Regions from separate parts of the Homo sapiens genome. Here region 1 is linked to region 2. A link is a loop called in an ENCODE intact Hi-C map of the cell type or tissue named here. Cell type or tissue: endothelial cell of umbilical vein. All regions are shown on one strand. Each heading gives the region's core, and the rest is flanking DNA. Links, peaks and the distances in the headings are about the cores only.

Region 1 (4,396 bases), core at 91-4,090, 540 kb after region 2:
CATCAGCAGATGAGTGGATAAACAAAATGCTACATACAGTGGAATATTATTCAGCCTTAAAAAGGAAGGAAATTCTGACACATGCTATAACATGAATGAACAGTGAGGACATTATGCAAAGTGAAATAAGCCAAGGACAAGCACTGTATGATTCCACTTAGCATCGTCAAGATCACAGAGACAGAAGTAGAATGGCGGTTGCCCGGGGGAGAGGAGAATGGGGGGTTATTGTTTAATGGGTTCAGACTTTCAGCTTGGCAAGGTGCAAAGAGTTCTGGAAATAGGTTGCACTGCAGTGTGAACGCATTTAGCACAACTGAAATGTACCCTTAAAAATGGTTAAGATGGGGCCAGGCATAGTGGCTCACGCCTGTAATCCTAGCACTTTGGGAGGCTGAGGCGGGTGGATCACCTGAAGTCAGGAGTTTGAGGCCAGCCTGACCAACCTGGAGAAACCCCATCTCTACTAAAAATACAAAATTAGCTGGGCATGGTGGCGCATGCCTGTAATCCCAGCTACTCAGGAGGCTGAGGCAGGAGAATCACTCGAACCCAGGAGGCGGAGGTTGTGGTGAGCGGAGATCACGCCATTGCACTCCAACCTGAGCAACAAGAGCGAAAGTCCGTCAAAAAAAAAAAAAAAAAAAAACGTTAGGATGGTACATTTTATGTTGTTTTTTTTTGCCATTATTAAAAAGAAAAACCCATAAATTAGCTCAAGTTTCTTTCTCCCTTGCTTTTACTTTTTGGTTCTTTGAGAGGAAGTCTTGCTCTGTCGCCCAGGCTGCAGTGCAATGGCGTGATTTCGGCTCACTCTGCCTCCCGGGTTCAAGTGATTCTCCCGCCTCAGCTTTCACCATGTCGGTCAGGCTGGTCTCGAGCTCCTGACCTCAGGTGATCCACCTGCCTTGGCCTCCCAAAGTGCTGAGATTACAGGCGTGAGCCACTGGCCCAGCCTCTCCCTTGTTTTAAACTCCACGATGGTGTACTGTTTCCCTTAGAATAAAGTCTGAATTACTGACCTGGCCTAGAAAGCCCTGCTGACTGCACCCCCTGCCCAGCCAGGCCGGGCTCTCCCTCCCTGAAGACAGTCCCGGCTTCACCTTGAGCTAATATGCTGTTTCCTCGGACAGGCCTCCCCTAGCCAGTGTACCTGCAGGTTTCCCCACCGTCTCTGCTGTGCCCTGTTCATTTCTTTGGAGCACAGTTCCCAGTGTGTAGCTACACGCTTGTGTGTTTAGTGTCTATCTCCAACCCCCACGACCGCCGTCACCACCTCCTCCAGGCATGAAGCCCCCCGAAGGCAGGAACCAACGCTGCTTGGTCGCCAGACTGTCCTCAGCACCCAGCACAGCTCTGGACATGTCCTTGGTGCCTTCCACATCTTTGCTGATGAATGGGTGAGGCTCTCTCTCAGTGCAGCAACAGCGCAGAGCTGGACACTCCAGGAACTGAACCCCAGCCTCACCACTTCCTAGCTGTGTGACCCGGGCAATCTTTAGCCTCTTTGAACTTCAGGCTCTTCATTGGTAAAATGGAGACATCTTGCAAGGTAGTTTGAGGCTTGTATTAAATAACCTATAAAAAGTGTTTTCCCCTGGTCAACCAACTGGTCCCTAACATCACTGTATTCTACCCCTTCAAGGGGATACTACTACTTAGGCAATAATTCTTGACTTTTGGTGGGAGAAGACGGTCACATACACCTTTGAGAACTTGATTACAACTATAAACTACCTCTAGATAGAGGTATATACACTTACTCAGACATATATATATAAATTCTGAGGTTCACTGACCATAAAAAGTCCTACCATGGTTGCCAGGTTAAGAACCCTGAATGTAAGGAAAGAAACGAAATTAATGTGGTTAAAGAGCTGAAAGCTCTTTGGGTAGCCGTCAAGAATACGTGGAGAAGAATAGGAACGCCAGACCCAGGGGGGTCCAAGGCTGGCGTCCCTAGTGCCACAGTGCCCTCTGGTGGTAGATCATAATCATTGCTGCGTACTCCCAGGCCAGAGGAAGAAATGTAGGACTCGGAAAATGCCGGAGTCCACTCTGTCTCCCCTCAAGCCTCCAGATTTGTACACCCATCTGTCCTTCAGTCATCTTCCCCACAGCCCATCTCTTAGGAATTTGATATCTCTTAAGGCAGTGAAATGTTTCTCAGAGTGAGGCCCAAGGACAGTTTACTCAACAGGTCCTCAGGTAGACAGATAGTTTCAGAGGACAAAGTGATCAACAATTTTGTTCCTCTACTTTTCACAGATCTGAAAAATGACAGCGATTATGGCTGTGACAGAAATATCATTACGTTCTAATAATGATTATGTTTTTAATAATTATTACAATCTTAAAATTGGCACAAGGGGTTTCCAGGACTGCTTGAATTACCTTGACTAATCCTTTTGTTGGCTTGTTTGTTTTTTGAAACAGGGTCTTACTCTGTTGCCCAGGCTGGAGTGCAGAGGCTCAGTCTCAGCTCACTGCAGCCTCAACCTCCGGGGCTCAAGAGATCCTCCCACCTCAGCCTCCCAAGTAGCTGGGACCACAGGCATGTACCACCATGCCTGGCTAATTTTATTTTTTGTGGGGACAAGGTCTCACTATGTTTCCCAGGCTGGTCTCCAACTCCTGGGCTCAAGCAATCCTCCTACCTCAGCCTCTCAAAGTGCTGGGATTACAGGCATGAGCCACTGTGCCCAGCCACCTGGGCTAATCTTATTTTCCATCCTATGCATGTTGTTGTTTATATTTTAAAATATGCTTTATGCATTCATATGCTTGTGCAATATCTGCAAATTACAAAAGTTATTAAATGGCTCAAAAGTGCTTCACTGACTCATCAGAGTAGCAATGAAAATGAAAATATACATCTGACAGCTCAGAATAATGTCATCCACATAAACAGTGAACAGGATTTCACTGGGAATATAAAATAGCTGTATGTGCTAGGAAGAAGGAAAAATGTAAATGATTATTTAGCCCAAGCAGCAAAGAGAAACTGTAGAGAAGAGCTACCTCAGAGAGTATCTAGAAACTGGGTTTTACTGGCTATTCACTCCTTGTCCTCAGTGAATTATCTGCTATGAAATGTCAGATCTTGGCTCGAAGTCATCAGATCTTTTGTATCAGTCACAATCAGAGTCTACTGATTTATTTTTTTTTCCAGAATAAGCAGAAAGCAACATTTCCCAGAATAAAAATTTAATTTTGTGCAAGAATATAGCATATCCTTCAAAACTGCCCTCACTCTTACAGCTGCAAGTCACTGGATGGCAAAGAAGTCAGACAAACCAGCTGGGAGGTTAATGACATTAATACTTACAGAGAAGCAGTTTTATCAAATGCCACTGTTGCATGTCACATAACCATGGCAACCAGCACACAAGAGCAATCACCATGATGTGTATGTACTAGCAGAGTCCTTTTTTTTTTTTTTTTTTTGAGACGGAGTCTCGCTCTGTTGCCCAGGCTGGAGTGCAGTGGTATGATCTCAGCTCACTGCAACCTCCAAGTGATTCTCCTGCCTCAGCCTCCTGAGTAGCTGGGATTACAGGCGCGTGCCACCATGCTTGGCTATTTTTTTTTTTTTTTGTATTTTTAGTAGAGATGGGGTTTCACCATGTTGGCCAGGCTGGTCTTGAACTCCTGACCTCATGATCCGCCCACCTCGGCCTCCCAAAGTGCTGGGATTACAGGCGTGAGCCACCGCGCCCAGCGAGAGTCCTCTTTATGGCTGCAAAACTCCTGATGTACAGACTGAAATGGCTTTTGTGTGACTCAGGCTGCAGTCATGAAGGACACATTCCTTTCAACATGGTCTTGTGGAAACAGGCAGCATGTACAAGGGAATGCTTCCCCATCACTCCAACGCCCCACCCCACACACACACCATGAGCTACTCTGACCCTAGAGAGCAAAGGTGAACTGCGTTTTGTTTTAATTTGGCATTTTAATTGAGATACAATTCACATAATTTAAAAGTCACCATTTTAGGCCAGGCGTGGTGACTCATGCCTGTAATCCCAGCTCTTTGGGAGGCCGAGGTGGGCGGATCATGAGGTCAGGAGTTGGAGACCATCCTGGCTAACACGGTGAAACCCCGTCTCTACTAAAAATACAAAAAATTAGCCAGGCATGGTGGTGGGCACCTTGTAGTCCCAGCTACTTGGGAGGCTGAAGCAGGAGAATGGCGTGAACCCGGGAGGCGGAGCTTGCAGTGTTGCAGTGAGCCGAGAGCGCACCACTGCAGTCCAGCCTGGGCGACAGAGCAAGACTCCATCTCAAAAAAAAAAAAAAAAAAAGTCACCATTTTAAAGACCAGGTACAATGGCTCACACCTGTAATACCAACACTTTGGGAGAACAAGGCAGGCAGATCGCTTGAGCTCAGG
Region 2 (4,396 bases), core at 196-4,195:
CTACCAACCCTGCCTGTGAACAGTCCCAGGAGTCTATGGTCACAATTCCATTTCCTCCTGCTCCCTGCTCCAGCTCTCGATGGGCTGAACACTGCCCGTGTGCTCCCGGGACGCAGCTGCTCTCCCTGATAATAGAGAATAGAGTGTGCCCTGGAAATTTTTATTGGTGGCCTAGCAATATGGGAATCTTTCCAATCAAGTTCTGTCTCCACCCAAGTGAAGGTCCCCACAGGGAATGGAGGAAGGTTGTGTTCTAGTTCTCCTAAGAACCACCGAGAACAGGCCTCTCCCTCTCCTCCTTCTCCTCATACGCTCAGGGACGTGTGACTCAGGGCCCATCCTGGCATATCCTCTGGGCGCCATGGAGTCAGTGATAAATCAAACAGCCTCTGCAGCAGGACTGTGGTCCTGCTGGTCTGTGATCCAATGTGCAAACCAAGGGCCTGCACATTCGGTGATGAGTAAAGGAGCAGGTGGCTACTCAGATGGGCTGACACAGGTTGACTTGGTCCCTTTTCTAATACTCATGGGTGTGTCTTCTTAGAAATGCTCAGTTACCATGGGGTGGTTATCCCGCGTTATTCCAGTTTGTGAGAATAGGCGTGTGTGTGTGTGTGTGTGTGTGTATCTGTGTGTGTTTACAGTCAGCTACCTATGGCTCAGAACAAGTTTATTACCCCATACTCTGGGAGGAAGGGAGGAGGAGAAAAATGAAGGAATTATTTTTTCCTCCACTAATCCCTTTGGTGGGAATACTGAAAGCATTACCCTGGCATTAAATATTAAATTAAACAGTGCAGGGACAGTACAGTCTACACTCATGATGCCCTAACAATCGCACTGAACAGGAGTCAGGAGACCAAATCTCAGCCCACCTTTCCCATGAGCTAACTCTGTGACCACGGCAGTCACTCCACCATTCTAAGTATTGTGCTGCACGATATCTACAATCTTACCTAAGTCAGTGCACCTGCAGGAGTCTTACAGGTGTGCTAGGAGTTTTCAAAACAGGCATTGGTTCAAATTCTGAATAAATCACACATGGGGCTAGTACATGGTTAGCATGACTACATCTGAGAGAAAACAGATAAAGACATGAAGGATATTCCTGTTTCTATTCACACATATGAGTAAAGAAAAGAAAAGTGTCATCCTTAAAATACTTCTTGTGATGGGAAGAAAAAATGCGAAAGTAAGTAACCTGAAGGGGATGAGCTTTACAGCTTGGTCACTGTGCCCATGTAAAGGAACCACCCATATAAGCAAGCCTGGTGATGGCCACATACCCCACAGAGCCATGAAGATAGAGAAGAAGACGGTGGCAGGGTTGTCAAACAGGTGGCTGGCCTGCGCGGTCCCACAGGCTGAGCTGAGGTTCCAGTAATCACAGGACTTGTCACACAGGGGACACATGGTGAAGGCATTCTGCTGGTCACACATCTCTCTGCTGCAATAGATGGAGGTTGTTGGGTCAGGTGGAGCTCAAGCATGGTCCACTCCAAGAAAAATACATCCCCCAAATAGCTCCCATTTCCAAATCTATGGTTGAGTTTTTCAACTCCATAAGTAAGGAATGTTAAAGAAGTTAGCATTGTATTCTTCACCTGGAGAGTGTTACTCATACTTTGTTCAAAAACAACAATGAAAAGATGGGATATGGAGCTCCCTGTCACTACAAGTGCCCTGGAAAGTTAGTGAGATCTGTCAGAGACATTGAGCATTAAATGATGCCTCATAAAGTCCCTTCAGAACATCTGGGGTCCATGAGGTTGGTGGAATGGGATGCATCCACAGTTGTGAATAAATCACAGCCTGAAGCTGGATTTCATCATCCATTCTTCAGTCTAGGCTGTTTTTGTAAAGCCTACTGGCTGTCTCACAAACAGGTGATACTGGTCCCAAGTAGAAACAAACACGAGTGTGTGGCTAGACCTGTGCATGCTCTCACCTCCAGAAGGAGAAGTTCTACATGGGGAAGAACGGAGTAGATCTGGGTGGAAAGCCCTTTTCTAAGAGCATGAGCTGGAGAGCCACTTGTAGAATGGAGATTAATAACCTCAACCTAATAAGAATTATTATAACCATGAAATAAGATTAGGGAGAATGAAAGAGCAAGGCAAATTCTTCCAAGATCTAGATTCTTTGATACTTGGAGCATGAACCAAATAATCTCTAATGGCCTGTATTCCAACCTATTCTTAGTGTATTTCCATTTAATGGACTGAGGAATATATTTGAAATTCCATTCATTCGTTAGCTGACTAGCTGTATCCAACAGATTTAGGCTCATATGAATGCTTGGAAATAAGAACCAAAGAATCAGCCCTGACTGACTTTCCCAATAACCCTCTATACCATACACTGATAGGAAAAATGAATGAACTCATCCCTCTGTTGTGTAATATTCTCCCAGGGAGATGGGAGGATGGTTAAGCTCATGGTTCAGGGGGAAAGGGTGGAGAACTTAAGATTTCACGAAAGCAAAGCACTGGCTGTTCTTACAGGGCAGCTGGAGACAATGATGGGGAGGCAGGGGATCCAGCACTGAGAACCACAGCTGTTTCCAACAGAAAGAAGCAGCAGAGGGCGCTAGAGAGCATGGCTCACAAGTGGGAGCCACTGCTAGGGAGAGCAAGCTGGTGCCCTGTGTGCTAAAGCCAGTGCTCAGAGGAAACCTCCAAAGCCAAAGGATGCCTGGGTCTCTTTCCCCCTTCATTAAGAAGTTGAAGGGTGGCAGATTTACTGAGGGCTGCCACTTGCTGTCAAGCCCCAGTTTCTAGGCTTCTGTTTTTAATGAGCTACTAAGTCCACAGGAAGGAAAGGCCTCCTGTGTGAGAGAATGGAAATTGTCGGTCCCTGAGGATAAACCCCAGTTCCTCCACTGACTCGCTGGCAAAGGTCAATAAAAATGACTCATCCACGTCGAAAATATTAAATAGTCATATCTTAATAATACATTCAGCTGTGCTAGTTTCACCTGGGCATGTTCTGCTGGGTGACTAGAGAGCCCAGTTTATGTCTTCTGGGTCAGACCTGTGTTTGCTATGTAGTTGAGAAGGAATTGCTATTTTCAGAGAGGAAAGTACCCCCTTAAAAAACAGATTTACACAGAAAATCACTTGTCTGTATAAATTCTAGTAAAAGACGTTCGCTTTTAAGTCACGTCCAAGAACATATGAGTTCCTCAATGCTGCTCTTCAAGTATATGTGTTAGGGACTTCATTTAACTTAGCGGTTTTTTCTTTTAAGCATGGACTGAGGAGAGACAGAAACCTAGTCAACTGAATCCTAGTTGGAACTAGTCAATGCTAAAAGGTCAGGAATGAAAAACGTATTAGCAGCCAAGCGGGTGCAAAGCACTTTGAAACCTAAGTGCTGTGTAAATTGCTGGTCTTTAAATTAGAGTGCAGGCAACTATCCATCATTTGTACAAGATGGCAGCCACCATGGTATGGATTCTCCTCAAATCATTTAAATGTGAAGTCAGAATGCTTTATATATGTATTGGGGGGTTTTTGATGTAATCAATTTTAACAGAATTCTAGAGGAATTCTGGCTAAGAATGACATCGAAATGACTTTGTATTTTGTGAGAGAGGCTGCCTCTAGACAAGCTGAAAGATGAGGGAAGCCTGCCCAGAATGGAAATCAGGTCTAGGGTATTCACTAAGCTGTACAATACACAGGTTTCTAGTGAGAAGTAACTGTGGCTATAAATCCAATGCTGTATTCCTTTGATTTATTATTTTCTCCAGAAAGCCTAAGAAGCTTGATAAACGGCTTGACAGTCCATTGAACCAAGACCCTAAAGTGAGCAATGTTCTTCAGGGTAAATCATTGCTCATGGATTAGGTGATTCAGAGCCCTGTTAGCACAACGGGAGAAGGTACAAAGAGGCAATCATTCAGGAAATTCAGACTAAACAGCTGCTATTAAGGTCTCAGACCTAAAGTAACCAATCTTTTTTCAATATGGTTTAGATTAATCAGCTTTTTAAAAAATGTCCTAGTGTTCTCTGTTCATGTAAGTGCTTAACAAATGAAATCAATCCCTTGGTGAGTAGAGACAGGGAAGTTCTATAGAGGTATCATGCACGCATGGAAGTATTACTTACAGGCTTATGCTTATATCTCACATATCAAAGTTAAATTACTGGGAATAAAAGGTATCATTTAAAGCTCCACCTCATCAATGTCAGTTTTCTGGTTTTGATGTTGTGCCGTAGTTACATAAGACGAAACCACGGGAGGAAGCTAGAAGAAGTGCACGCTGGGCCCCTCTGTACTATCTTTGCAAGTTCCTGCGCTGTGAATCTAAAATTTTTCAAAATAAAAAGGTTTTAAAAAGTGAGACAGAGTGAATTTCAGGCTTGATGACAAAATTAGCAACCTCTAAAA

The links. Hi-C counts contacts between places; a loop is a spot of excess contacts. Peaks named below come from ENCODE experiments on the same cell type or tissue, not always from the same donor. Only the 100,000 strongest peaks of a DNase experiment are listed, where the experiment ranks them.
Region 1: it touches region 2 in a loop (22-fold over the local background); 1 of 110 quality-filtered maps calls a loop at or near these places.

The regions. Positions count from the first base shown.
Region 1 is chr12:6,283,215-6,287,610 of GRCh38, forward strand. All of the region lies in intron 2 of LOC105369625 (a long non-coding RNA gene), which reads right to left. Among named protein-coding and RNA genes, the nearest start is that of PLEKHG6, 25 kb to the right of the region's middle. In endothelial cell of umbilical vein, for the core only: a CTCF peak has its summit at 1,996 (motif pointing left); DNase peaks (open chromatin) are centred at 1,957 and 3,807; H3K27ac peaks cover 1,808 bases.
Region 2 is chr12:5,742,871-5,747,266 of GRCh38, forward strand. ANO2 (anoctamin 2) reads right to left here. Exons shown (of 25, transcript NM_001364791.2): 12 at 1,287-1,447. Among named protein-coding and RNA genes, the nearest start is that of ANO2, 200 kb to the right of the region's middle. In endothelial cell of umbilical vein, for the core only: a CTCF peak has its summit at 2,575 (motif pointing right); a DNase peak (open chromatin) is centred at 2,751; H3K27ac peaks cover 953 bases.